Regions from separate parts of the Homo sapiens genome. Here all the other regions are linked to region 1. A link is a loop called in an ENCODE intact Hi-C map of the cell type or tissue named here. Cell type or tissue: OCI-LY7. All regions are shown on one strand. Each heading gives the region's core, and the rest is flanking DNA. Links, peaks and the distances in the headings are about the cores only.

Evidence for each region. Peaks named below come from ENCODE experiments on the same cell type or tissue, not always from the same donor. Only the 100,000 strongest peaks of a DNase experiment are listed, where the experiment ranks them.
Region 2: it touches region 1 in a loop (8-fold over the local background); 7 of 110 quality-filtered maps call a loop at or near these places.
Region 3: it touches region 1 in a loop (11-fold over the local background); 4 of 110 quality-filtered maps call a loop at or near these places.

What each region holds. Positions count from the first base shown.
Region 1 is chr12:116,798,783-116,808,739 of GRCh38, reverse strand. All of the region lies in intron 7 of RNFT2 (ring finger protein, transmembrane 2), which reads right to left. Among named protein-coding and RNA genes, the nearest start is that of RNFT2, 65 kb to the right of the region's middle. In OCI-LY7, for the core only: no CTCF peak of the experiment used is centred there; DNase peaks (open chromatin) are centred at 4,449, 5,189, 5,529 and 6,349; H3K4me3 peaks cover 2,666 bases; H3K27ac peaks cover 5,000 bases.
Region 2 is chr12:116,857,128-116,867,084 of GRCh38, reverse strand. It overlaps HRK (harakiri, BCL2 interacting protein), which reads left to right. Exons shown (of 2, transcript NM_003806.4): 2 at 5,619-9,957. Among named protein-coding and RNA genes, the nearest start is that of HRK, 19 kb to the left of the region's middle. RefSeq lists an enhancer at 3,307-3,601. In OCI-LY7, for the core only: CTCF peaks have their summits at 3,450 and 3,671; DNase peaks (open chromatin) are centred at 3,614, 5,494, 6,535 and 7,824; H3K4me3 peaks cover 3,375 bases; H3K27ac peaks cover 4,197 bases.
Region 3 is chr12:116,704,665-116,714,621 of GRCh38, reverse strand. It overlaps SPRING1 (SREBF pathway regulator in golgi 1), which reads left to right. Exons shown (of 5, transcript NM_024738.4): 5 at 1-4,451. Among named protein-coding and RNA genes, the nearest start is that of SPRING1, 28 kb to the left of the region's middle. RefSeq lists enhancers at 5,271-5,450, 6,751-6,800. In OCI-LY7, for the core only: a CTCF peak has its summit at 5,497 (motif pointing right); DNase peaks (open chromatin) are centred at 4,061, 5,541, 5,921, 6,661 and 1 weaker place; H3K4me3 peaks cover 3,518 bases; H3K27ac peaks cover 4,943 bases.

The sequences.
Region 1 (9,957 bases), core at 2,520-7,519:
AAACAGTATCATTTGGTTCAATAGAAAATGAATTAAAGGAAATTAAACTGCGGGGGCCATGTGGCAAGCCTTGTCTTCCATTGTCTGAGGTTGTTTTTCATCTTCTCTAGTGGCGGAACAACAGCTTGGGGGGTGTGGAGCCAGGCGGGACTACATAAATAAATAAATCACCCAAAACCTCCCCACCATCTTCATCCAGTAGAGGGTGGGGTGTGGGAAATCCCAGGTGCCTGCTGGGGCCCTGTCCCTGCTGCGTCCCTTGGTGGCAGAATGTAGCCTTTGGGAGTCTCCCAGGGGGCAGAGTGAAGGGAAAAACAAAACAAAACACAAGGACAGCAACAAAACATGAAGGCTGGATGCAGCGGCTCGCACCTGTAATTCCAGCACATTGGGAGGCCAAGGCAGGAGGATTTCTTGAGGCCAGGAGTTCAACACCAGCCTGGGCAATGCAGCAAGACCCCGTTGCTATAAAAAACTTAAAAATTAGGCCAGGTGTGGTGGCTTACGAGCACTTTAGGAGGCCAAGGCAGGTGGATCACCTGAGGTCAGGAGTTTGAGACCAGCCTGGCCAACATGGTGAAACCCCCATCTCTACAACAAATACAAAAATTAGCTGGGCATGGTGGCGGGCGCCTGTAATCCCAGTTATTTGGGAGGCTGAGGCAGGAGAACGACTTGAACCTGGGAGGCGGAGGTTGTAGTGAGATCGTGCCATTGCCCTCCAGCCTGGGCAACAAGAGCGAAACTGTCTTAAAAAGAAAAAATTAAAAAATTAGCTGAGTGTGGTGCACACCTGTAGTCCCAGCTACTCAGGGGGCTGAGGTGGGAGGATCGTTTGAGCCCAGGAGTTTGAGGCTGTAGTGAGCCACAATCGCATCAAAGCACACCGGTTTGGGTGACACAGCAAGACCCTATCTCAAAACAAAAACACAGACTCAAGAAAAAGTGAGGTGCAGGCCCCACAGACAGAAAAGGAGGGTACCAGGGTAGTTGAGGGAAGAGGATGTAAGGAGGCTGGGGACAAGGGTGTATGGTGCCTGGGTTGGTGGGAGCAGTTTCGATGGTTCTGCAGGTGCACAGGGAGCAGTGGCTGCTGCTGTTTGAGTTGCAGTCTCTGGGTCAGGGGAGTGCGAGTGGGGAATGGTGCGGGGAGAGGCAGAATCATGCAGTGATTAAGAGTCTTAGAGTCTAAGCCCTGTCATTTACATACCCCAGGCAAGTCACTTACCTTCTCTGTGCCTCAGTTTCCTCATCTGCAAATTGGGGGCATTAAGAGTGTCTACCTCATAGGATTGTTGTGAGAATGAAATGAGTTCATGTTAATGAAGCATTTAGACCAGTACTAGGGACACTGGATATTTATTATTACTCCGTCGTATTATCATCTAATATTTCTTACTTTATTACTATCACGGGTCCCTAATGGCATCTCCCTTGGCATCTGGAAGACCTGGCCTCTGAAGTCACAGCCTGGCCACAGACTTGCTGTGTGACCCTGGATAAGTGAACACACCTTGCTGAGCTTCCAGTCTCTCATTTATAGACAAGGGATAATCACCCCGGTACAGAGATTGCTAGTGCCTCCCGATATTCCTTCTCCCCTTCCTCTTTCAAAATAAGCGTCTCAATCTTTGCTTAGGGCCATTGGCACCCAGCCACAAGATGACACTCCCCAGCCTGCCATGCGGTAAGTGTGACTGAGTGGTGGCCAATGAGATCTAAGTGAAAGTGACGGGAGCCATTTCCGGGAAGCCATGTAAAAAGGGAGAGGAACACTTAAGAACTTTTACAAATGAGGAGCAAAAATCCCAGCAGAACAGTGGCACACGGAATCCAGAAGTACATTCAAAGAATAAGAGGTTATGATCAAGAGGGGTTCACTGAATGTAAGGATTAATAGAAAATCTAATAATGCAGCTCTTCATAGCAACAGATGAAAGGAGAAAAATCAAATGCTTTTTGATCAAATTCAACAGCTTTTTTTTTTTTTTTTTGAGAGAGGGTCTCTTGTATCACTCAGGGTGGAGAGTATAGTGGCATGACCATGGCTCACTGCAGCCTCGAACTCTCAGGCTCAAGGGATCCTCAGTCTCCCGAGTAGCTGGGACTACAGGTGTGCACCGCCGTGCTCAGCTAATTTTTTAATTAATTTTTTTTATAGAGAAGGTGTCTCACTATGTTGCCCAGGCTTGGTCTCGAACTCCTGGCCTCAGCCTCTTAAACTGCTAGGATTATAGATGTGAAACACTGTGCCTGGCCATAACAACCATCTTTAATTTTAAACATTTTACTAGATTAAACTAGATGAATCTATCTATCTATCTATCTATCTATCTATCTATATATATATATATATATTTTTTTTTTTTTTTGAGACAGTCTCACTCTGTTACCCAGGCTGGAATGCAGTGGTGCCATCTGGGCTCACTGCAACCTCCACCTCCCAGGTTCAAGCTATTCTCATGCCTCAGCCTTCCAAGTAGCTAGGATTACAGGCATGCACCACCATGCCTGGCTAATTTTTGTATTTTTGGTAGAGATGGGGTTTCCAGGCTGGTCTCGAACTCCTGGCCTCGAGTGATCTGCCCACCTCGGCCTCCCAAAGTGCTGAAATTACAGGCATGAGCCTCAGCACCCAGCCAAGATGAATACTTTGTTAACATGATAAAACATCAGCGCCAGCTTCAAAGCTGCCCTCTTGTTTAAAGGGGGACTATATGTTTAGTTTAATGTCTCGATTCAGCTAGCTAGGCTGTAGTATTTAGTTATGCAATCAAACACTGATCTGGGTTTTGCTGTGATGGCATTTTGTAAATGTTGTTAACATCTACAATCAGTTGACATAAGCAATGAAGATTTTCCTTGATATCCTGGGTGAACCTCATCCAATCAGCTGAAGGGCTGTAAGAACAAGACTGAGGTTTCCCCGAGGAAGAATAAATTCTGCCTCAGGACTTCAGCATCAGGGCTGGGCACCGTGGCTCACGCCTGTAATCCCAGCACTTTGGGAAGCCGAGACAGGCAGATCAGTTGAGGCCAGGAGTTCGAGACCAGCCTGGCCAACATGGCAAAACCCTGTCTCTAATAAAATTATAAAAATTAGCCAGTGTGGCGGCTCACACCTGTGGTCCCAGCTACTCAGGAGGCTGAGGCACGAGACTTGCTGGAACCCGGGAGGCGAAGGTTATACTGAGCTGAGATTGCGCCACTGCACTCCAGCCTGGGCGACAGAGAGAGACGCTGTGTCAAAAAACAACAACAACAACAACAAAAAATGCAGCATCAGCTCCTTCCAAGAGCTTTCAGCCTGCTGGCCTGTTCTGCAGATTTCAGACTTTCCAGCCCCTGCAGTCCTACAAGGCAATTCCTTAAAATAAATCTATGTACATATATTCTACTGGTTCTGTTTCTCTGGCGAACCTTGTCTGTTACAGGCATCCTAGAGGCACTCCCATCAAGATTAGGAAAAAGAGAGAACTGCCCGCTATTACCTCTGTTAGGCAAAGAAAAATCAAACATCAAGAAGTAAACCCACCAAGCAGTGGGCGATAGAGGAAGTGATGGAGCCAGGTTCTGTGTCCATGTTTAAATCTAAAACTTCTAAAAAAAAAAAAAAAAGACAATGTCTTAACCCTTTCTTGATAATGTGTCTCTAGTACACCTTGAAGATAAGGGATTTCAAAGTAATGCGAAAAGCTTAAAGGAAAACAAGAAAAAACAACTTGTATCCAGCATTGGAAGAAGTGTAAATTGCTATAGCTTCTTTTTCTTTTTTGACAGGGTTTCACTTCATCACCCAGGATGGAGTGCAGTGGTGTAATCGTGGATCACTGCAGCCTCTACTTCCCAGGCTCAAGCAATCCTCCCACTTCGGCTTCCTGAATAGCTGGAACTACAGGCATGTACCACCATGCCTGGCTAATTTTTGTATGTTTTGTAGAGACAAGGTTTTGTCGTGTTGCCTAGGCTGGTCTTGAACTCCTAGGGGTCATCTGCCCACTGTGGCCTCCCAAAATGCTGGGATTACAGGCGTGAGCCACCGCACCCAGCCTGCCTCGAGAAAGAACCGTCTTGGGATTCTGGATAAAGCTAAAGCTACTCAATCCTAAAATTCAACAATTTCATTTCTAGATGGCTGTGTTAGAGAAACTTTTGTGCATATGTAGTGAGATGATCATTACTGTAATATACATAATGGTAAAAAAATAAAGAAACAATCTAATTGCTCATGAGTTAGGGGAATGGATGAATAAACCAAAGAATATTACATATTGCTGAAAAATGAATAAACTGAGAACTAGAGCTACACATATTAATAAAGATCTGTGGTTATCAAACTTCAGTGTGCATTCAAATTATCTGGAGGATTTAGAAAGGCACAGACTGCTGGCCCCACCTCACAGTTTCTGAATCAGTAGGTCTGGGGTGGGGTCTGAGGCTTTACATTTCTAACAAGTTGCCAGGTGCTCATGCTACTGGTCCAGGGACTGCACTTTGAGAAGCAAGAATACACACAAACCTCAAAAACACAACACTGTGTAACAGCACAAGTTGCAAAAGGATGTATGTAGAATATAAGCTATGTTAATTTGATATGCACCAAAACCAACACCATATTTTGTTTATGGACATAAATGTGTAGTAAAAGTAAGGAACCAGTGGTAACGTCTAGGGAAGGAGAAGGAATACACATTTCAAAGGATGTGGCAGAGATACTGCCATGGTTCCCCAAGTCCCACTTAATCTTCCCCCAGGCTCTCAGTAAGACAAAAGTTTCCCAGATTATCCGCTGTTAGGTGAGGCCTTCTGACTGGGTCCTAGCCAAGGAAAGAATGTGGGTGGAAGTGTTCTGCACCACTGCCTTGGGCCAAAAACCTTTCATGTAATTCTCCAGTTTCCCTTCCCTCATTGGCCCCCTGATGTTGAGGTTCCAGTGGAGACTGAGGTCTCATCCCCCTGCTACTCAAGGCTCTCCAGATGACTTTTATATACACCTCAAGTTGAGAAATTGTCCTATGAGAACATCCTGGGGGATGGTGATTTCATTCCATGGAAGAAGCCACGATCCCTAAATGACTGCCTGGAGCAGAGCACCTTGGCCAACCTCCACTGGACTCTGATGAGCTGAAAAGAATGTTGGGTGACAACTTTGAGACTTTGGTGTTGTTGACAGCAGCACCTGGGATACCCTGATTAATACAGACAGGAAACAATACAGTGGATGTAAGTGGGGTCAGCGGAGTGGCTTTTATTTCTCTAAAAGGAAAGAGGAAGATCTGAAGCAAGCATGGAAAAGGTTCAATCTCAATGGTAGGTGTGGAGATCCCCATTATATATTATTTTCTGTATAGTTGAAATATTTTATAATTTTAAAATATTCAAAAATAACCTAAAAATGAAAAATCTCAGATGTATACAGGCAACTAATGACAACTGGAACAAGAGGAGGGAGAGTATAAAACATCACCCCCGTGGCAGGTGGTGTCGGTTGCACCCAGAGGACTTTATAACCTCCACTGCTGGCATAACAAGACCAGGTGTTTCCTCTGCTGTTGTGAATGTCGCTCATGAGATGGACCAACTTCCTTCTCTGACAAATACAAGTGGCATAAACACCTGTGTATTTGTTTTTGATTTTTTTTTTTAAGACAGGGTCTTGCTCTGTTGCCCAGGCTGGGGTGCAGTGGCGTGATCTCGGCTCACTGCATCCTCTGCCTCCCAGGCTCAAGAGATTCTCCCACCTCAGCCTCCTGAGTAGCTGGGTCTATATGCATATGCTACCGTGCTAGGCTAATTTTTTTTTTTTTGGTAGAGACAGAGTTTCACCATGCCACCCAGGCTGGGTTCGAACTCCTGGATTCAAGTGATCCTCCTGGCTCGGCCTCCCAAAGTGCTAGGATTACAGGCATGAGCCACTGCGCCAGGCCCACCTGTTCATTAGTTTCTTGTAGCTCCTGTAGGAAATTGCCACATGCTGAGTGGCTTGAAACAAAAGAAACTTATTCTCTCCCAGATCTGGAGGCCAGAAGTCCAAAATTAGTTTCCTTGGGCCCAAATCAAAGTGTTGGCTGGGCCACATTCCCTCTGGAGACTCTAGAGAAGAAAGTCATTCTTTGCCTCTCCCAGTTCCTGGTGGCTGGTGGCATTGTTTGTCTTGTGGCTACATCATTCCCAATGTCTGCCCCCATCTTTACACTAACTTCAGTTTTAGCGGACTTTTTTTTAAAGGACCAGACAGTAAATATTTTAAGATTTGTGGGCCACAGAGTCTCTGTCATCATTCCTCAACTCTGCCACAGTACAGTGAAAGTCACAGACAATGCATACATAAATGGGCATGGCTGGTTTCCAACAGAACTTTATTTACAAAAACAAGCAGTGGGCCCACCTGTAGTTTGCCGACTCCTGAACTAGAGTCTGCAAGATGCTGTGCTCCTCAATAAAAGGGTCCCATGCTTAATAAGTTGGAAATGTGTCAGAGAAAACAAAGTGAAATGAATTTCTTTATTGCGGGACTTCTCAGAGCCTTTACTATGTGAGTGTGTGAGTAGGGGATAATATACAGAGCATTTCCCAAAGTTATTTAACCATAGAACACCTTTTTATAAAATGCCTATTAGGCTGGGTGCAGTGGCTCACACCTTTAAGTCACCACTTTGGGAGGCCAAGGCAGGTGGATCACTTGAGGTCAGGAGTTCAAAACCAGCCTGGCCAACATGGCGAAACTCCATCTCTGCTACAAATACAAAAATTAGCTGGGCATGGTGGCAGGTGCCTGTAATCCCAGCTGCTCAGGAGGCTGAGGCAGGAGAATCGCTTGAACCTGGGAGGCGGAGGTGGCAATGAGCCAAGATCGCACCACTGCACTCCAGCCTGGGCAACAGAGTGAGACTCTGTCTCAAAAAAACAAACAAACAAACAAACAAACAAACAAAAAAAACCCCACAGAAAACAAACAAACCAATAAAATGCCTATTAACATCTCCCTAAGGGCCCAGAAACATAGTTTGAAAAACGGTATTCTGTTCGATCCTGACTTTGGTTAGATTCTAACTTTCTTACTCACTTTAAATTATAAACAGATGGCTGCTAATGCTCTTATCTTCCTCAGAATGACAATAATTAACTAACCAGCCAGCACTTGACTTGTGTTATTTAATTTAATTCTCACAACAGTGTTATGAGTTAAGTCCTGCTATTCCCATTTTAAAGACAGAGAAACTGGGGCTCAATGAGGTTAATCAAGGTCTCAGAGGCAGAAGGAGCTAGAACTTCAATCTAGGTTTAATTTTAGGGTATAGTATGTGCTCTTTCGACGATTCCACAGGGCTGCAGAGAAAGACAATTACTTGCTTTTCTTGCTACATGCTCTAGAATCTTCCTGGCAACAGAAAGGGAGGTACATTTTGTAAAAGCATAAAGCCAACTAAATATCAGGTAATATTAACATTGCTAATGATTAGTATCTCACTGGCTTTCTCTTCTGTTCCAGTAAAACCTGACGGTGAGAAAAGGGACATCTTCAATAACAGCTGCAGGCAGACAGGGCACCCCCTGGGCTCAGCACCCCCTGGCTTTGCTGCTCACTGCTGGGTGGCATTCCCTTGCTGGCCCTCAGTTTCCTCATCTGTGGAATGGGAACAATAACAGCACCTCCCTTCTCAGAGTGTTGCTGAGAAGACCAAATGAAATCATGCAAATAAAGCACTTCACACAGTGGATAAATACACAAACAAGAAGAGAATCCTAGACGTATCAGCTGTTATTCTTATTGTCACCCAGTCAAGCTGAGTTGAGTCCTACTTTGTCACCTTCCAGCAGTGACCCTTCACAAACTGGTTAGCCTCCCTGAGCCTCTGTTTTATCTGTTAAATGGTTTTTATTTTATTTTATTTTATTTTATTTTATTTTATTTTATTTTATTTTAAGATGGAGTCTTGCTCTGTCACCTGGGCTGGAGTGCAACGGCACAATCTCAGCTCACTGCAACCTCCACCTCCCAGGCTCAAGCAATTCTCTTGCCTCAGCCCCCTGAGTAGCTGGGATTACAGGCACGCACCACAGTGCCAGCTAATTTTTTGCATTTTTAAACCATTTTTTTTTTTTGAGACAGAGTCTTGCTCTGTCACCCAAGCTGGAGGGCAGTGGCATTATCTCGGCTCACTGCAACCTCCCGCCTCTTGGGTTCAAGCAATTCTCCTGCCTCAGCCACCCGAGTAGCTGGGATTACAGGCAACCACCACCATGCCCGGCTGATTTTTTATATTTATAGTAGAGAAAAGTTTCACCATGTTGGCCAGGCTGGACTTGAACCCGTGACCTCAGGTGATCTGCCCGCTTCAGCCTTCCAAAGTGCTGGGATTACAGGTGTAAGCCACTGTGCCCGGCCAATTTTTTGTATTTTTAGTAGAGACAGAGCTTCACCATGTTGGTCAGGCTGGTCTCGAACTCCTGACCTCAAATGATCTGCCCGCCCTGGCCTCCCAATGTGCAGGGATTACAGGCATGAGCCACCATGCCCGGCTGAGACTAGGTGATTTGTAAAGAAAAGAGGTTTATCTTGGCTCATGGTTCTGCAGACTGTAGGGGGAGCATGGCACCTGCATATGCTCGGCCTCTGGTGAAGCTTCAGGAAGCTTTTACTCATGGCAGAAGGTGAAGGGGGAGCAGGTGTGTCACATGTTGAGAGAGCAAGCAAAAGAGATGCCAGGCTCTTTTAAACAGTCAGATCGTGCATGAACTAATATAGCAATAACTCACTCATCACCTTGGGGAGGGTACCACGCCATTCACATGAGATTCACCCCTGTGACCCAAACAACTCCTACTAAGCGCCACCTCCAACAATGGGGAATCACTTTTTACCATGAGATTTGGAGGGGACAAACATCCAAACTGTATCACCACACTACCCCTAATTATCCAGGCCATCATTTTCATCACTGGACTGTAAGTTCCAAGGGACAGGTACATATTTTTAGTAGACACGAGGTGACCTCAGGTGATCTGCCCACATCAGCCTCCCATGGTGAAACCCCGTCTCTACCAAAAAAAGGGATTACAGGCATGAGCCATCGTGCCCAGCTGAGGAATCCCTTTAAAAAATCCTTGATAAATCCAAACAACTTCCATAATACACACAACCGCTGTTAAAAAAAAACACAGCTAACTTATAAATACTGCATACTAAGAGATGTGCAATTGCATTTTCACAACAACCCTCTGAGATAGTGCGGTGGGCACCCAGCAAAATTTCCCATCTTAATGCCCAGTACTACGAAGGTAATGAAATATCACATCTAGATCATATTACAGGCTACACGATAAAAGGGATTTTGGAGATATAATTGAGGTTACTAATCAGTTACCCTTTAGTTGGTTAGCAGGCTGTCCCAGTGAGTCTAATTTAATCACCTAAGCCCTTTAAAAGCAGAGTTTTCTTGGGCTTGGGGAAAAGGAAGTCAGAGAAATGTCAGACACAAGAATAGCACTCTGCTTTTGGCTTGAAGATGGTGGCAACTGTGTACAAGGACTGGAGCGTGGCTTCTAGGAGCTGAGAGTGACCTGGATGGCAGCCAGCAAGGATGGAGGACCTCAAGTCCTACGATCACACAGAACTGATTCTGCCAACAACCTTAATGAGCCTGGAAGTAGACTTGTCTCCAGAACCTCCAGATAAGAGCCCAGCCTGGCCAACACCTTGTTTTTGGCCTTGTGAGACCCTTTGTAGAAAACTCAATCAAGCTGACCTGGACTGCTGACCTACAGAACTGTGAACTCATAAATGAGTGTTTTCTAAGCCACTAAGTCAGTGGTCATTTGTTAGGCAGTAAATGAAAACTAACACATGTAGGTACTGTTATGATTGGACCAGGCACAGTGGCTCATGTCTGTAATCAGCACTTGGAGGCGGAGGCAGGTAGATCGCTTGAGCTTAGGAGTTCGAGCCCAGCCTGG
Region 2 (9,957 bases), core at 2,905-7,904, 58 kb before region 1:
CTCCTGGGCTCAAGTGATCCTCCCATTTTGGCCTCCCAAAGTGCTGGGATTACAGGTGTGAGCCACTGTGCCCGGCAGGGGACATTCATATTTGGACAACTTTGCAAACAAAAAGTGAAGTTCCTGAAAGTGAAATTGTTAGGTCAAAGAATGTGCATAGTATAACATGTGGGACATGGGACATGGGCAACATTATCTTACAGGCCACAGTTTGCCTTAAGAAGAGTCTGTATTTTTTGTTTGTTTGTTTTGGCGTTGATTCTGTGCTGAGCTGAGCTACTACCCAACTCTCACTGCTTACCCTTCTGAAAGTCAAGCGAGTTGGGCTTCCAAGGCCCACCTGCCGTAAGTTCCTAGTGGGTAGGAGCTCAGGTCTCTCTCCATAGACTTTAAGTAATCACTATCTAGTAGCTGATAGCATTGATAACTGTTCACTGATAGAAGAGAGCTGGGCCAAGGAGAGCAAATACTTCTTCCAGAGGCTGCCAAATGGCCTCTTCCTTCCTCACACATCACAACCTAGCCATCTTTTCAGCTTCCTTTCCACAGTCTCCTGTGCACTCAGCTTCCTACCTGGCCGACATGAACTATACAGATGGAGATTTAAGGGATAACATGGACCGGAGCAATCTTCTTTTCAAGAGGATTCTGCATGGAGAGCTTCTCCTCCAAGTCTTTTTTTTTTTTTTTTTTTGAGACAGGGTCTTGCTATATTGTCCAGGTTGGCCTCAAACTCCTGGGCTCAAGCAATCCTCCTGCCTCAGCCACCTGAGTAGCAGGGATTAGGGACACATGCCACCATGCCCAGTCCTTCCTTCAAGTCTTAGGGACTAGGATGATTGGTACCATTGAAACTCCTTGGTCAAAATCAACCTGCTGAAACCAAAGACAGAAGATGCGAGAAACTGCTTTTTTTTTTTTTTTTTTGAGATGGAATCTTGCTCTCTCTCCCAGGCTGGAGTGCAATGGTACCACCTCAGTTCACTGCAACCTCTGCCTCCCGGGTTTAAGTGATTCTCCTGTCTCAGCCTCCTGACTAGCTGGGATTACAGGTGTGCGCCACCGCACCTGGCTAATTTTTGTATTTTTAGTAGAGATGGGGTTTTACCATGTTGGCCAGGCTGGTCTCAAACTCCTGACCTCAAGTGATCCACCTGCCTCGGCCACCCAAATTGCTGGGATTACAGGCGTGAGCCACCACACCCAGCCTGTCATCTTTATTCGTTTGCCACTTATTTACTCTCCCTCAGTAGATAATGAATTGAGCGCCTAGTATACGCTGGGCGTTGTGCTGGGCTCTGGGAACCTAATGGTAGGAAAAGAACAAAAAAGAGACATGGCGTATACAAATGACCAGAAAATACTCTGGGAGGCTACACAACCAGCCGGTAATACTGGCTGCCTCTGGGAAAGGGAGTGGGGCTTAAGGGTTGGGTTGAAGGGGCTTTCCTTTTATTTTTATATTCTTCTTTGCTGTTTGAATTTGTAACTTATCACTTGTGCAAATAGCAAGGGCAAAAAAGGTATTTTTTAAATTTTATTTATTTATTTACTTATTGAGACAGGGTCTGGCTCTGTTGCCCAGGATGGAGTGCAGAGGCATGATCTCAGCTCACTGCAACCTCCACTTCCCGGGTTCTAGAGATTCTCGTGCCTCAGCCTCCTGAGTAGCGAAGATTACAGGTGTGCACCACCACACCTGGCTAATTTTTGTATGTTTAGTAGAGATGAGGTTTTGCCATGTTGCCCAGGCTGGTCTCGAACTTCTGGCCTCCTTGGCCTCCCAAAGTGCTGGAATTACAGGCAAGAGCCACCACACCCGGCCAAGGTTTTTTTTTAATTAAAAATTGGGGCCTCTTAGGAGGGAATCCAAGAGTCCTAATTCTTTGCTGACATCAGAAAAAGGGAATAAGCCTCTTGCCCCATCTAATGCTGCACTGGGGTTTACGGTTTTCAGCTTTCACCTTCCATACCCAAAGCGGCACAACATCACTGCAGCCCACGGAGGCAGGACCTTGTGGGTTCAAGTTCTCCCTCTCTGCCCGCCTCCCCCCTCACACGGTGGATGAAAAATGGAAACAGGGACATTTTTTCAAAGGTATTTCATGAATCACTTCAGCCACGAGTTTTGGCTGTGAGTTAGCATCTGAGAAAATTCTTTACGAGCCAAGTTTAAGGGAACACATCCCAAGGGTGGGGCAGTGGCTCACAGGGGTTGATGGACTTGATGTTTTAAAAATAGTTTTAAATTGCACGATTACTACTGCTGCTTGGAAAAAAGAAAGAAAGAAACCCTATATATATAAAATATAGCCCATAGCAGCCTCAAACTCCTGGGCTTATGCAATCCTCTCTCCTCAGTCTCCTGAAGTGCTGGGATTACAGGCGTGAGCCATAGCACCTGGCCTCAATTCCTACAACTTTCTGATACAGTTCCCTGCTCATCACGCTTCCCTGTTTGTGCCATGCTTATCACTGTCCTTGGTCTTGTTTGGGCCCTTCCCCCACCTAAGCCACGCTTCCTTTTTCCAAATATGGAAAAAATATGTGTGTGTGTTCTAGGTCCTGATCAAATCCTGGGTCCGCGCTGAAGCTTCCCTGGTAATTGTAACCCCATTCTGACTTCTAGGCTATTGGTTCACCTCCAGATATTGGTCATTTACAGTACTGGTCTCTGGCATGGCATATCCTTCCAGTAAGCCTGGAGGCAAATTTAAAGCAGGCACCTGGCCTTATCTGGTGCGGATAACCATGCTTAGCACGATGTCCACACACTCAATAGCATAATAGGTACTTAATAAGTGTTCCTGTCTCTCCTTCCATCCCACCTGTGCTTAAGGCAGCATAATTATTTTAGGCTAATGCTGCAGGGTTACACTGACTTTCATTCTGTAGGTTTATGGCTAGACACCAACAGAGATGTTTAGGGGTTACAAAAGCTGGTTTCATAAACTAAATTTAGAATGTATTTATCAATTGAGTTGATTGATGACTAATTCCATATTCTATGAAAATATATGGTGGCTACATAACAATGCAGAGTTCCTACTGTGTTTGTGCCCTCGTGAGATAGAAGGGGAATTGGCCTGGTGTGGTGGCGCACACCTGTAATCCTAGCACTTTGGGAGGCCAATGCGGGACGATTGCTTGAGGCCAGGAGTTTGAGACCAGCCTAGGCAACATAGAAAGACCCTGTCTCTAAAAGAAAAAATAAAAATAATAAATTAGCCAGATGTGGTGGTGCATGCCGATAGTCCCAGCTAGAGGCTGAGGTGGGAGGATCGCTTGAGCTCAGGAGGTCGAGGGTGCAGTGAGCTATGATGGCGCCACTGCACTCCTGCCTGGGTGGCAGAGCGAGACCCAGTTTCTTTAAAAAAAAAAAAAAAAGCAAAAGGTTTGAAGTCACTGATTTGGATCCTTGTGACTGTCAGCTGACATAGACTATGGGGTCCATGTGTTTATGACTCATATCTTTCATGCAGTCAGATGTATCCATTAGGGCCCGAGTAAGAGGCAGAAAGTGTTTCCAAACTCAGTAATCAGAGGAGAATTTAGGACAGCTTCAACAGCAAAGGCGTGGGCAGGGTTTGGGAAACCAGCGAGAGTGAATGCAGTACCCAGGCTTGGCCATAGAGGGGAGCTATTCCCACCCTGGCCTGAAGGTGCCAGGGTAAGGAATGGGACCTGGAGTCTCCAGGAGGGTGTCACTGTACCAGAGTCCAGACAGCGGCTGTGGCCAACCTCTGACCAGTGGGAGGGGAGCTGGGGAACAAACACCTGATCTTACTTTCCCATTAGTGCCTCCTGTTGGCCAAACCCAGAAGGAAGCCAGAAGTCAAGGGTACCAGCTGCTACAGTTCATGCAAGTCAACATCTCAGACTTTTTCAAACCCAGAAGCCATAAAGTGATCTCCCTTCCACTTTCTCTCCTATATCACTTGGTGTGTATTACCCACATGCTCGTTCATATGCCACCTGCTTTAGAATAACGGGTGATACGTTCTTATCTCCCCCGCTAACTTATAGCCACCTTATCTGTCCTTTTAAGTCTGGGCACGGTGGCTCATGCCTGTAATCACAGCACTTTGGGAGGCTGAGGTGGGTGGATCACTTGAAGATAGGAGTTCAAGACCAGTCTGGCCAACATGGCAAAACTCAGTCTCTACTAAAAATACAAAAATTTAGCCGGGCATGATGGCATGCACCTGTAGTCCCAGCTACTTGGGAGGCTGAGGCAGGAGGCAGAGGTTGCTTGAACCCAGGAGGCAGAGGTTGCAGTGAGCTGAGATCGTACCACTGCACTCCAGCCTGGGCAACAGAACGAGACCTTGTCTCAAAAACAAACAAACAAACAAACAAACAAACAAACAAACAAAAAACCCTACCTTTTTAAGGTGTACAAGTCAATGATGAGGAGTATACATAGAATTTTGCAGCCATCTTCACAGTCAACTTTGGAAAATTTTCGTTTCCCTGAAAGAAACCCCATGCGCATGAGTATCACTCCCCAATTCCTCCTATCCGCCCCGGCCCTAGGCAACCACCATTCTCCTTTCTGTCCCAGAAGATCTGCCTGTTGTGGACATTTCATATAAATGGAATCACACAATATGTGTCCTTTTGTGTCTGGCTTCTTTGACTTAGCATGATGCCTTCAAGGTTCATCCATCTTCACGTATCAATACTTCATTCCTTTTTGATGGCTGACTAATAGTCCATTGTATGGAAAGACCACATTTTGTTTATTCATCAGTTGATGGACATTTGGGTTGTTTCCGTATTTTGCTATTATGGATAATTCTGCCATGAGCATTTGTGCACACATTTTGTGCATTCTGTGGTGGATGCTCCTGGGTATGGGCTGTTTTTTCTGCCCTGCCTAGGATGCCTCATTTTCTTATCCTGGTTAGTTTCCTGGCACTCTTCAATAGTCAGCAGGGGCCTGCCACTCTCTCTGAGGAGTCTGCTTTGTCTCCCTTATGAGCTGCCTCCCCTGGGCTCCTATAGACCACGTTTCCCCAGACTGCATGTGCTCTTTACATGGGACTGTCATTATCCACTTCTTCCCATCTCCCTGTTGGTTCTGAGCCCCTCAAGGGGCAAGAATTACGTCATTGAACCTGTAGCCCCTAGTATGGCACTTGGCATACTTGGGAATAAGTGAATGGATGAATGAACGAACAAACAAACAAAAGAGAACAGAGACTGCCCTACAACTCTCTCTTGAATCTGGGTCTATGAAATGAATCGAGGAAGGTCCTGTTCTGAATTTGGAGAAGCAAAAAGTTCATGTGTCTCTAGATTCTTCTTTTTAAAAACATCTCTGAAGATGCCTATGTAAATATCTAGGTCTAAAAGCAGAGAGGGGAGTGTGTGTGCACGCACAAATGTCTATTTGGGGAAGGCTGCTACATAGACAGAGATTCTGGTAAGGGGAAGAGTGCCAAGACTAGCTTTTGAGGCATCCTTCCTCCAAAACCAGAGCTTTGCATCCAGTAGCTCTCCCCTCCCTCCTCCCCCTCCCGACATCCGGGGCTGAGCGTGCAGAGGCCCACTGCACTGACGTCACCCCCAGCAGCTGTCTGCACTGACCAAAATACCAATCTTTATTTCTGCAGGTTGGTGAAAACCCTGTGTCCTTGGAGAAAGCTGGTTCCCGTTTTCCAGAGGGGGAGCCCAGAGCTTGAAAGGCCGCGGTTGGCACTTCGAGAAGGAAGTGGAGAGTAAAGACAGCGCCTGGAGCGATCGTAGAAACACAGAATGGGACTGGGGAAGCCCTTTGGAAATCCAGCTGCAGAAACAGACACCCCAATGCTATTTACATACAGCTCTATATATATAAAAAAAGAAAATATGAATATTACGTATCAGTGCATGCCTTGTTGAGGACGTGGTTGCCTTCCTTTTCTGCACCTTGCGATGTGAACTTTGATATTCTGTAATGTCTGGGGCGCCAGAAGAGAGATGCCTGCTGTGTACTTAGAAACTATTTGCAAAGACTGGTGGGAATTAGCCCCAGCATCGGCCAACTGCCTGGGGATAGATGCTGGTGGAATAAGAGGTAACAGTGCAAAAGGCATGATAGAAAAAAAAAGTGAGGACTTGGGACCGATTGTGTAGGGGCAGTCTGGGATGCCTCCATTTCTTGACTCGTCCTAGCCTCTCCCTCTGTACTTACCTAGGTCGATCGCTAGATCCCACTGTCACGTCAAGAGAAATGGGATTTTTGTGTCTCTGGTGCTTCACTTAAAATTTTGCTGGTGCTAAGTGCGTTCCTGCTGGTGCTGCTGTGGTATTCTGTTGACAGACTTGGAAGGCCAGGGGACAAGAGAGATTTCTATTTTGCTGTTTCAGATTCTTTTTTTTTTTTTTTTAAGGGACAAGTTGCAAAAGTGCCACTTGAGAGTCTCTTCTCTTCTTCTACCTGGGGACGAATATCCAGAGGTGGTTTGGAGCAAACCTTGGGGTCTAGGAGGGAGGATGGCATTGAGAGGCTTGCTGGTTATGAGGCAGAAAGCTGACCTCATGCATGACTTGGTTGCTATCTCCCCCACCCCCACAAAAGTGTCCTCGGAGTTCAGCCCACAGCCTCCTCCACTCCCCAAGGGGATTTCAGGGTTTAGGTTTTATGGATTAAAGAGCCAAGAAATGGCTACATTCTGTTCAAAGATGATTTATAACCGGGGGATGTTGTGGGAGGGAGTGGGCCATTTAAATGAAATGCACCAGCATCTCACTGATTGACAGAGGTCTGATTTTTTTCCCCCCAAGGATAAGCTACTATTTTCAGAAGTTTCTAGAAGGGCTAAAAAAAGATGTGTGCTGGACGGAGACTTGGCTGCAAAGACTCTTCAGGGAGCAGTGATTATTTTTTGCTTTCATTTTCGAAAAATCCAACATAAGCAGGTATTCTTCCTCTGTGCAGGATACCACACACTGCCATTTTCAAAGCCGAGGTGGCGAGGTGTCAGGCTGCAGATTCGGACGGTCATTCTCCAAGGCTGGATTTGCAGGTCACCACCCGGTACCTATAGACAGAGGGTCCAGCAGGCTGGTTAGCAGACACCGCTCCAGTTCTAAGACGCCAGCAGTGGGATCCATGTTTAAGGTGGATGCGGCTGAAATGGGAATTATCCCCCCACAGGCTTTGCTGTACAGTTCTAAGAAGCCAGCAGTGGGATCCACATTTGTTAAGGTGGATGCGGCTGAAATGGGAATTATCCCTCCATAGGCTTTGCTGTAAATGACCAGGTCCTTTAGAATGTACAACCTCTCAGTGCTGCTGCAAGCTGGGAGCTGGATTTCTTTCTGTCTTCCTTTTAAAATCCGTTCCTTGTGTTTTCCTAAATAGCCCTTTAAAGAGAAATGCAACCCCAGGGCTGCTGAATGCCAGGGAAGACTCCCCCACCCCGCAGCTTTGAACTCAGCAAACCAAAAAAAAAAAAAGAAGAATAATGCTTATTTTGGGAGAACGTGTTTCTCCTCATTACTCGTGCCCTCCCCCTAGCTGATGTTTGCAGGGGACCCTCGCTTAGCTGGGGACTGCAGAGAGCAGTGGGTAATATTCCCACAAAGCTACGAACTTAGAGAAGGCAAATTCATTAGAATAATATGAAATACAGTCACTGCTTCTATTTAATCACTTTCTTAGCCACAGACTAGGGTCTTTCCAGCTCCCCCCATTTTCTGGGGAGGGGCGTCCATTACTACACAGCTGTATCCAATCACAGTTCTCTGCTTCTTTAAGGCTGTACCTTCAAGATCGTAGTGGGGGCATGCTGACCACCTGTAGACACAGGAGAAGATGAAAGGTGAGAGGATCCCTTTTTCAGCCCCGACTTGCCTACTGGCTTTTGATGTTTCCCCTGGAGGATACAAACTCCAAACGCTGGGGTTGGCATTTTGGGTGATTTTGATTTCAATGAAGCCACTTTGCTGAGAGAACTGGGGCACCCACGACCTCCTGATAGAGCTTCTCAGCCAAGTCCCTTGTAGATATTCTCCTGTTTTATTAGAGACCACGTATTTATCGAATCCTGACCTTTCCTTGCACATCATTCATTGGAGTGCACTTCTCGACTGCCCCGATTTTTGACACGGGGTTGTTTTTAATGCTTGTTTTTATATGAGATTTGACTTCTTGATGGACATTTGTATTAGGAAATTGAAGCATGATATATATGTATATATTGTCTCCACCATCTCTCCTGTTGTATTACTTGGATTGCATGAGATAGTGGGGTGGTTCTTGTTTTTTAAAAAATATTTCCACAGTGTGCAAAGTGCTGGCAACATCCCTCCCTCTCCTCCACCGCTCCCCCACTTTTCTCTGGCTGCCAAGGAGTCATTGATTTTGATTAGCTTCACTGCAGAGCGTCTGTGAAGAGAGAGAGAGAGAAAGGGAGGGAGGCTTTGAAATAAATTTTAAAAAAGACCTCATATCGGGTTTCAGCAGACAGCAGTGTGTGTGTGTGTGTGTGTGTGTGTGTGTGTGTGTGTGTGTGTGTGTGACCGTACAAGCAGAGGGAGGCCTCTGAGATCATCGTTTAGGTAGCTTGCTGCATAATGAGATGAAGAGACTTTTGCCTCTTCATTTCTGATGGTGCTGCTTGCTCTCAGAGAGTGGGGAGCCAGGAACCGCTGGGACTGGAGCCCCCGGGACTTCAACACTCCGAATGAGATCCAGTCCTTTCTGGAAGCTTCTCACCCCCACCTGATCTCCCACAAACAAATACAATCTCTTCAAATTTGGGGGTCCGTTTCCTATTCTCTTTGTTATTGGTGTAGCTTGAGTAGGAAGTTTCTCTGGGGAGCCCATTGGCCCCAATGGCTGCTGTCCATGGTCCTAGGCCGTGCGCATGTCCTAGACCCCAGTTCCTGTTTTGTTTTTTTTTGGGTTTTTTTTGGCCCTGCGCATCTCTTAGAGCCCAGTTCCTGTTTTTTTGTTCGTTTTTTTTTTTTTTTTTTAGCCGCCTTCATTTGGATACTGGGGACTTCTTTTCCACTTCTTCTTCTTCTTCTATTTTATTTTGAGACAGAGTCTCACTCTGTCACCCAGGCTGGAGTGCAGTGGTGCGAGCTCAGCTCACTGCAACCTCCACCTCCCAGGTTCAAGCGATTCTCCTGCCTCAGCCTCCTGAGTAGCTGGGATTACAGGCACCCACCACCACGCTCGGCTAATTTTTGTATTTTTAGTGGAGATGGGGTTTTACCATGTTGGCCAGAGTGGTTTTGAACTCCTGGCCTCAAGTGATCCACCTGCCTTGGCCTCCCAAAGTGCTGGGATTACAGGCATGAGCCACCGAGCTCAGCCTCCACTTCTTATTTTGATTCTTTTCTGTTTTGATGGTGAGAGGAAAGGGTGATTTACCCAATACTGTCACAGAAAAATGAAACTGTGACTGGTTTTCACAATGTATGTAGCTGATCTCATGTTCTCCTATTATTATGTTTCTGACAGTGATAAAATATCACTCTCCCTCCCTGGGGCATTAGAGGAGTCCTCACCCACCCACCTCCTACACAAGTATCTTTTAGGGACAGTGGCTCACCATTGTGGACTTTTTGAGTGTCCACCTGATATTACAAGTTGCATTGACCAGAACACAGATTTTGCTCTTCTGTGTCAATACCCATTTCTTTTCTGAAGGTCAGAAGTTGGTTAAGGGTTTGGGGGACCAGCTAGACACTCTTCTTAGTCCCATGGAGCTGACTGGAAGTTCCATGAGGGGAGGAAATTGATGTCAAAGTGTCATTTTAAAGCTTAAGCTGAAAGTTTATTTTTTAAATTCTCATTCATTCATTTAGCATATATTGATTGAGCATCTACAATGTGCCAGTTGTAGAATTCCATCTCAGAAGAGACTTGACTTGTGGATGGTGGAGGGGCAGTCCTGCTCGGAAGCAGATGATGTGAAATGTTCCTTTCCAGTCTGGTTCACGATGTTTAACAGATTT
Region 3 (9,957 bases), core at 3,151-8,150, 95 kb after region 1:
GGGTTTCACCATGTTGGCCAGGCTGGTCACGGACTCCTGACCTCAGATGATCTGCCCGCCTGAGCCTCCGAAAGTGCTGGGATTACAGGCGTGAGCCACTGCGCCCGGCATGGAGCTGCTATTGATGGGTGAGCTCCACAGCTTTTGCAGAAGCAGAGGATATGACTTGAGAGCAGTGCTGTCACCTCTCAGCATGTCCCCAAGCCCAACTGGGGCCTCCTGGAGATGCCTCAGTCGGCACTGGCCCCAAGGGAATCGTGGGGAACAGTTGCACAATTTGCAAGTTTCTGAGTGCAGCTTTTCCCATCCTTGGGATCAGCAGATAAGTTGTAAACACAGGGAGGTACTGCTTATTGGATATACTTTTCATAAGTAGGACAGAATTCTTTTGGGACTCTAGAGTTGGGAACTACCACTTACTAGCGGCGTGGCTGAGGCAGTCTTCCTCCTCTGTGGCTCAGGCCCTTCATCTGTGAAATGGGGTCACAGCATCTGCCTCTCAGGGTCACTGTGAGGTGTCGATGTGAGCAAGGCCTGAGGCTTGGCAAGAAGTCAATGTCTGCAACTCAGCAGGGAGCAATGGCAGGGGCAGTCAGGGGTCGGCTCGGATAGGGGTGGGTGGGCTCCTGAGGTTGGAAGGGTAGGAATTACAGAGCTCTTGTTACTATTGTTGTTACTGTTTTTAAAGATACGATATTTCAGATAATTCAGGAGCACGTAAGGATGAAACTTAGGATAACCTAAAATCACACAACCTAGAGAGAAGCGCATTTTTGTCTTCCCCCATTTTCTAGGCAAAAATGAAAGTACTTTGTCCTCTTGAAAAACAATTCTCTAATGAATATCCTATGTTACATAGAGGCCTGTGTAATGCATTTGTGTGGCCACATGGTGTCAATTTCATGAATATACAATAATATTATTAATTCCCTGCTGAGGACATTAACTGGTTTCCAAGGCTGCTTGTTGTTTTTGCTACTACAAATAATGCATTGATGATAAATACTTTTACATACATGGTTGTATGTTTATCTGAACTATTTTCACCAATATATTCACCTAGTGTGTATGGAAGTGTCCATTTTTGTCATACCCCTGGTAACCCTGTGATATTATTTTTAAACATTTTGCTAATGGATCTCTGTTCTTGTTTGAATGTATTTAATTTCCAGCAGAATGAGCCCCATTCCTTATTTTGATTGGCCATTTATCATGTACATATGGTGAAATGCCTATTCGTGACTTAGCCAATGTTGTTTCTTTTTCTTACTGATTACTACAGTACATTTTTATATGAAAGCAGCCTTTGTCCCCTTCTCTTGTTTTTCAGCCCTGTGTTAGAAACAACTAAGCTCACATATTCACAAACCAACTTTTCCAGTTCATCTAGGGCAGTGGTGCTCAACAGGGGCAATTTTGCCCCCCAGGGAACATTTGGCAATGTCTGGAGACATTTTTGTCACAGGTGGGGAGGAGGGCAGTACTGTGGGCACTCGTGGAGGGAGGCCAGGGATGGTGCCCAACAGCCCCCACGACACAGAATTACCTGGCTGGAAGTGGGAGCCGGGTGGAGGGAGGGAAGCCCTGCTCTGGGGTCATATCTCCCCGTTAGATTGAACAGAGGAGCTCCTGGTAGCTGAGTGCTGACTTCATTATTTTTCCCCGCCCTTGCTTTCTACCCTGCTGAAGTGCTGCTGATTAAATTACCCTGAAATCCCCACAGGACACATTACTTCCTCACAGGTCTCTACTAGCCCAGCGCTGCCTCAAGGAATGGCATTATTCCTTTGCCACTGTGTCCTCACCGCACTCTTGGACTCCGCCGAATGCAGACACCCTCCTGTCTGCAGAAGGATCTGGAGGGGTAGAACGCTTCCCCTCTACGACGGATTGACTCCCCAGCACCTCACCAGCAGTTCTTTGAATGGAGTGGCTTTGGAGGTGGGAGTTGAGGAAGAAATGTGAGCCTGTCATTACAGGTTCTGTTTAGAAAACTAGTCATTCTACTAAAAAGGTATCACATAAGTAAGTAGGAGCAATAAAAACAAAGAAGATAGTGGGACTCCGAGAAGCTTTCCCCGCCTCTGGCCTGTTAGTCTATCGTTCGTTGGGCAAGGCTCTTCCAGTGTGTGACCTTTTGCGTGTTATCACAGCATGAGTGCAGTTTTGTGTACAGGCATCCCTATATTCAGCATGTATCTGCAACATGCCTTACCTCGTCTGCTGTCACAGAGCAAAGTGGAGCAAGTGGTCGCCGTTGGTCTGCACCTGAGCTGGGAGCCGAGTGGTGACGTGCATATGGGCCGACTGCGTCTCCACAGAACCTACTCAGTGATCTTCCTGTGTACGACTCAGTCCCTGATGTTGGAGTTGAACTGTAGGACTGTCTGTAAAATGAAAGTGCAGACTTTAATGTAGTAAAGAGAATGACTTGCCAGTTACAACCAATGAGCAAAGCAGTTAATTATTCAAATATTTTACCAAGAGTCCAGGTTTATTTTTTCTCAGGACTACACATTCTGTGAGACCAGAGGGACCAAGACATATCACTACCAGAAATGTGTTTTCATCAGCACTGCCAGAGGTTTTCATAGGGTAGTTTACTCTTGGAATTTTTAAATTCATACTTTTTTTTATGCAACGTGGGGTAGGTAAGCTTCTGATCACTGTGCACCCAGATTATCCCAAAATCGAAAGTGGTGTTGGCAGCCGGGTGTGGTGGCTCACACCTGTAATCCCAGCACTTTGGGAGGCCAAGGTGAGAGGATTGCTTGAGCCCAGAATTCGAGACCAGCCTGAGCAACATAGGGAGACCCTGTCTCTACAAAAAATAAAAAAAAGGAGCCAGGCATGGTAGTGCACACCTGTAGTCCCAGCTACTCAGGAGGCTGAGGCGGGAGGATGGCTTGAGTCCAGGAGGTCAAGGCTGCAGTGAGCCGTCATTGCGCCAGTGTGCTCCAACCTGGGCCACAGAGTGAGACCCTGTCTGAGGAGGGGAAAAAAGTGTTGTCTAAATGAGAAATCACCATTATCAGTAATTTAAGATTCCAGGCTATGTTGGTCACATCTCACTATTCTTTTTTTTTTGAAACGGATTCTCGTTCCATCGCCCAGGCTGGAGTGCAGTGGCACGATCTGGGCTCGCTGCAAGCTCTGCCTCCTGGGTTCACGCCATTCTCCTGCCTCAGCCTCCCGAGTAGCTGGGACTACAGGCGCCCGCCACCGTGCCCAGCTAATTTTTGTATTTTTAGTAGAGACGGGGTTTCACCGTGTTAGTAGCCAGGATGGTCTCGATCTCCTGACCTCGTGATCCGCCCACCTCGGCCTCCCAAAGTGCTGGGATTACAGGAGTGAGCCACCGCGCCTGGCCACATCTCACTATTCTTAAGGAAGAGAGAGAGCGAGAGAGAGTGTTGTCCTGTCCTGTGGGGATTGGGGCATTGTATTAAGTTGTACTGGGGGATGTCAAGATAGAAATGTTGAGTAAGTTACTACCTGAATAAATATTTGACCAGTTGATGCTAATTTGAATAGTAAATGTGATGACATTATATATTCTCAGGGATGTTTCCATACATTGGCTCTGTGTGTGCGTGTGTGTGTGTGTGTGTGTGTAACAAAAGCAGTATGAAGTATGTGAGCAATATCCTAATTTTATTGACAAGAGCACTGACCTTAATGACCTTGAGTAAATTACCCTCTCCGGCTTTGGTTTCCTCATTTGTCAATTAAGGGTGATGGCTAGCGTATCTTGCAGATCCAAATTCCAATTTTTGTAACAAGCCAAAAGTCCCCCTGGCTGTTAAAGCAAGACCAGAGCCCTCGTATCCCAGCGGCTGGGTCCCAGGCTTTTGATTTTCACAGGACAAATGTAGCCCAGCCATCTGGAGCCCGTTTTTCTCCAAACCAGGGCTTCCTCCTTCTCTCTTGCAGATTTCAACTGGGGCTCACCATTTTCTGCCTCTTCCTCCTCCAGTTTTAAAGAGACACCATATCCTTCTCTGCTGGGACCAACTTCCCATGTACTGCTGCCCTGCACCTGTGAAAACAGCTGCTGTGTTTTCTGTCATAAAAATAGCTGCCTTTTGGCAGAGAAGCACACAACGGTACTACGTTTCTGAGCCTTAATGCAGTGCTCAATTATTTAGGTGTGCTTCACCTGAGATACACAGAGCATCTTGGAACTCCTACTAAGCAGGGCTTCTACAGGCATTGCTCAGCTCAGTAAAAGGTTTTCCTTTCTCTGCTTTTGTGATTACCAGGCAGAAACCTTAAAATGTATGAACTTACAAAGAAATTAAATTGTGCCAAATTAGATTCCCAGCCCCTAGAGATAACCACTAATTAAAGTTCCGCTGGAGCGTTTTGCCTGTATTTTGTATATAAACGTGGATTTTGTATTTGTATGTAAATAAAGGTAGGACCCTGCTGTCCATATTATTTTAAAATAATTAGCTCCTGTTAGATTGATTTAATCCAATGATAGCGAATTCATTTGCAGAGCAGGCAAGCGCACTTTCCACTTCTATCATCCTGCCTGGAAGATTGAAGCCCAGTTAGAGGTTAAAACCCTTTCATAATTGCACAGGAGTTTAGCTTTGCCTGCTTTTTCCTTGTCTGATTTTATGCAGTGGGGAAGGAAGTCTTTTTGTTCTGCACAAATAAATTATAGGCATTTGTCGCGGCCGGAGTTGACCTGCATTAGGGATGCTGAAGAAACCTGTCACGGCAGGGTGTCTCTCGGCGTGACTCGACTTTCCTGAGAGAGCAGAGATCGGGAAAACTGCACTCCAGATCTCCTGAGCCTGTCATTTATTTTAGTGAATTGCTAAATGCAGAAATGTAAAATATAAAAAGGCTAGGGGAGGATCTGTGGACCGTCTTACTGGCTACCTGGTGTTGTAAGATTATTTGAGCTCAAGGCAGTCCACATTTCCCCCAGCACCAGCCAGCTCCGCCCTGTCAAGCTGCTGGTCTACATGGTGGTTTTCGAGGGTATAAAGGACTTCAGTTTCTAAAGATGTTCCTAAATGCTCCGTGGCATCTGCAGCAGGATGTCGGGAGCTGGAATCCACTGTGCTCTCTTCCCTAGGCACGTGCTGGACTCAGTTTCTCCCGGGAGGTTTGCATCTGGGCAGCACTTCAGGGCGTGCTCCTCGAGCTCCGTCCGTGGCATCCATACCTGCCTGGGCTGTGCCTGCAGCCTGCTAAATGCCAACCTGGAAGCCCAAGACAGATAGGCTTGGAGCAGCTTAGCAGCCGGCTGGGCTAATTTATTTGACACAAATCAGCTCATTGACCTGATTTAGCACGGGGAGGAACTACAGAGCCGAGTCACATGTGATCGTAAAGCCCTTTCTTCTCACTGCAGCCCTTTCAGACCTCGAAGGATGGCAGTGTAGTCAAATGACACTTGCGGTGCGATTTCAAGGGAAGGAGGAGAAGATGGAGAGATGGAAAGTGGAGAGCAAGGCAGCGCGGGTGGCACAGACACCGACAATTGCTTTCTGTGCCACTTGGTGGCACCAATGCCATAGGTTTTCTGTCCTCAATGTGATCGTTGTCTAGAGATTATGGGCCCCGTGCCTGCGTGGAGCTCTCTCTCCTGAAAACAATGAAGCTGTTTCTATAGATGAGAACCATCTGGTGGGGATGACAGATCAGGACTCTTTCCTGGGTCCGGGCGATTTTGTGAACAGGGACTCAGGAAAGTAGCCCTTGCAGAAGAGGGAACTGGGCATGCTGCTGGTGCAGAGAAGACCCAAGGCTTAAATAAATACTCACAGCTACCCCCTTCTTCCTCCTGCACCCTCCGCCAACACGAAAAGTGGGATAGGCCTCTTAACCATTCATACTCAGACAAAGAAAAACATTTATGAAGCACTTGCCATGTGCCACTCTGCACGTGCAGCGTCCCATCCCCATCTTCAGAGACCAGCATTCTTCTTTTGTGTGTGTGTGTGAGAGAGAGAGAGAGAGAGAGAGAGAGCAAGACAGGGTCTCACTCTGTTACCCAGGCTGGAGTGCAGTGGCGCGATCTTGGTTCACTGTAGCCTCAACCTCCCAGGCTCAAGTGATCCTCCCACCTCAGCCTCCTGAGTAGCTGGGACTGCAGGCACACATCATTACACCCAGTTATTTTTTAAAAATGTTTAGTAGAGATGGGGATCTCGATATATTGCTCAGGCTGGTCTTGAACTCCTGGGCTCAAGTGATCTGCCTGCCTCAGCCTCCCAAAACGGTGGGATTATTATAGGCGTGAGCCACTGCACCCAGCCAGGCATTCCTTTTCTTTTTTCTCTTGGAATGGAGTCCTGTCACCCAGGCTGGAGTGCGGTGGCGCGATCTCTGCTCACTGCAACCTCTGCCTCCCGGGTTCAAGCGATTCTCCTGTTTCAGCCTCCCAAGTAGCTGGGACTACAGGTGCATGCCACTATGCCTGGCTAATTTTTGTATTTTTAGTAGAGATGGGGTTTCATCATGTTGGCCGGCTGGTCTTGAAGTCCTGACCTCAGGTGATCTGCCCACCTTGGCCTCCCAAAGTGCTGGGATTACAGGGCATGAATCACCGCGCCCAGCCAGGTGTTCTTTTTTGTCATTTTATAGAGGAAGTCTCAGACGCTCAGGTTAATTTTAGCACAAGTTTACACCATGACATGGAGGAGCCACCTGCAACTCCAATCTGCGTGCAAGCAGGGCCGGGGCAGCGCGTTGCCTTGGCACGTTTTGATCACCCTTTGTTGTTTCCTGTGGGCAGGGGCTGTGCCTCAGTCTCTTATTTCTGGGCCCATTGGCCTGTCTATGAAAGGATGTCAACAGGATAATGCATGGGGTCCTTCCAGCCCTGGTATTCTAGAATTGTAGTTGGTGGCTTCTAGGACCTGGAAGGTGTTGCTTGAAACCAGTGCTGTTTAATCAGTGGGAGATTTTACACCACCCACTTCAAGCAATGTTTGAAGACATTTTGTTGTTGTTTTTGTTTCTTTGTTTGTTTGTTTTGAGACAAAGTTTTGCTTTGTGGCCCAGGCTGGAGTGCAGTGGCACAATCACTGCTCACTGCAGCCTCGAACTCCTGGGCTCAAGTGATCCTCCCATCTTAGTCACCTGAGTAGCTGGGACTACAGGCATGAGCCACCATGCCTGACTAATTTTTAATTTTTTTTTTTTTAGAGATGGGATCTTGCTGTGTTGCCCAGGCTGGTCTCCAATCCCTGATCTCAGGTGATCCTCCCACCTCAGCCTCCCAAGTAGCCGGGACTACAGGCCCATGCCACCACACCTGGCAAAAACCCATGCTGTTTAACCAGAGGGAGATTTTGCCCCCAGGGGATATTTGGCAATGTTCGAAGACATTTTTGATTGTCAAAAAATTTATGTGCAGGGGTGCTACTGGCATCTGGTGGGTAGAGGCCAAGGATGTTGTTCAACATCCCACAACACCCAGGACAACCAGCCCACAACAAAGAACTCACTGGCCTGAGTGTCAGAAGTGCTAAGGCTGAGAAACCCTGGGTTAAACTTTGTGACCCCTTGCATGGCAAGGATACGGAATTTTGAGCCCTGAGTATTCACGCAGCAGGTATTTAAAGGGTGCTTACTCTTCGCCCAGCTCTGTGTAGGTACTTGGGGAGTATACAGAACTGGAAGATGCTTCATCCCTTCCGGGGCTTAAAACTGAGTTGCTCCAAGCCTCTGGTTCTGGACACATTGTGCCTGAGCACCCTTAGATGTTGATGCTACCATCCCTCTTAGGATAAAATACCACTTTGGATTTCCAAAGAAAATATTTTATCCTCAACAGAGTAGCCACTATTTATTTATTTATTCCTACCTCATGCATAGAGCTACACTGAGTGTAGCTGGTTTATTTTCAAAAAGAAGTTGAGGAAATGCCACACATTAGACTCAAGGAAGAAAGTTAGAATCAGATGTGCAACTGTAAGCCAGCAACACAGTTGATGCAAGTAAGCTTCCTGGCAGCAAGGGCAAAAAGGGAAATAATCCTTCATGATAATATAAAGCATTGAAGGGACTGTATTACTGTCTCCTCAAAGGGTACAAAGTCTTGAATAAAATTTTAATGTAGGCTTCACACAGAAGATACTGCTTAGTATTTGGTAATGCGTACTATGTTCACCAGGCATATCAAAGGCAGGCATTTCTGGGTTTTGGATGGAATGATAAATTAGGAATGATATCTGTCTTCAGATGTCTGTTGGAGAAGATAAGCAATTATGCCACTACCTGTTAAACAGGGTTATAAATGTGAGGATAAAAGGAGTGTTACTATGTGAGTGAGGCAGGCAGAGAAGACTTACAGAATAAAACAATATGTTTTTATTTTTATCTTTTAATTTTTTTTTTTTTTGAGACAGGGTCTTGCTCTGTCACTCAGGCTGGAGTACACTGGTGTGATCACGGTTCACTGCAGCCTCAACCTCCCAGGCTCAAGTGATCCTCCCACCTCAGCCTCCGGAGTATCTGGGACTACAAGTGCACACCACCATGCCCGGCTAATTTTTTGTATTTTTGTAGAGACGGGGTTTTGCCATGTTGCTCAAAGTGGTCTTGAACTCCTAGACTCTAGCAATCTGCCCACCTTGGCCTCCCAAAGTGTTGGGGTTATAGACACATTTTAAAATACATATATATATTTTTCTAATTGCAAATTAATACACTGCATTACAGAAAATTAGAGCAATACAAATATGAAGGAGAAAATAAAAGCTCCATAACCTTTCTACCTGTAGACAACCACTGTTATCCTTTGATGTGTATCTATTTTCATGCACACATGCGCTTATATATTAATATATTTAATAGAAACAAAAATTGGAATCTCATTATATTTTACCATGTTGTAACCAAATATCCCTTAAAGGGCTTTGAAGGATGAGTTGGAGAGAAAGTGAGTTGCACGCCACTGCGGAGTTGGGCAGCCAGAGTCAATTTCCACCACGCATGCATGGATCATGGAGAGGGGTGAAATCCCACATTTCATTCTGCATCTCCAAGGGCCATCATTCACAGGGAGCTATGGAACCCAGCAGCCCTGGGGCCCCATTCTCTCTCTCTCCCTTTCTTCACCTAACAATGTAATGGGAATGGTTTTCCATGTTAAATAGTCTAGCATTTGATTTTTTGGTAACAGCTTTATTGAGATATAATTTACTTACAATTCACCCATTTGAAGTATACAAGTCAATGACTTTATTCACAGAGTTGTGCATCCATTACCACTATCAATTTTATTGATTGATTGATTGATTGATTGATTGAGATGGAGTTCCGCTCTTGTCAGCCAGGCTGGAGTGCAGTGGCACAATCTCAGCTCACTGCAACCTCCACCTCCCGGGTTTGGGTGATTCTCCTGCCTCAACCTCCCGAGTTGCTGGGACTACAGGCACATGCCACCATGCCCGGCTAATTTTTGTATTTTTAGTGGAGACAGGGTCTTTTTAGTAGAGTCTTTTGTGTCTGGCTTCCTTCACTTAAAATGATGTTTTCAAGGTTCAATCATGTTGTAGCATGGACCAGTACTCCATCCCTTTGTATGACCGAATAGTATTCCATTGTGTGGCTATACCACATTTTGTTAAAATACTCATCTGTTGATGGACATCTGGATTGTTTCCGCTTTTGGCTCTCATGAATAATGATTTTTTTCTGTTCTTTTCTTTATTTCTTTTTTTTTTTTTTTTTGAGACAGTCTCGCTCTATTGCCCAGGCTGGAGTGCAGTGGTGCGATCTTGGCTCACTGCCACCTCTGCCTCCCGGGTTCAAGTTATCTCCTGCCTCAGCCTCCCAAATAGTGGGATTACAGGCATGTGCCACCATGCCTGGCTAATTTTTGTATTTTTTTTTTTTTTAGTAAAGACAGGGTTTCGCCATGTTGGCCAGGCTGGTCTTGAACTCCTGACCTCAAGTGATCTGCCCGCCTTGGCCTCCCAAAGTGCT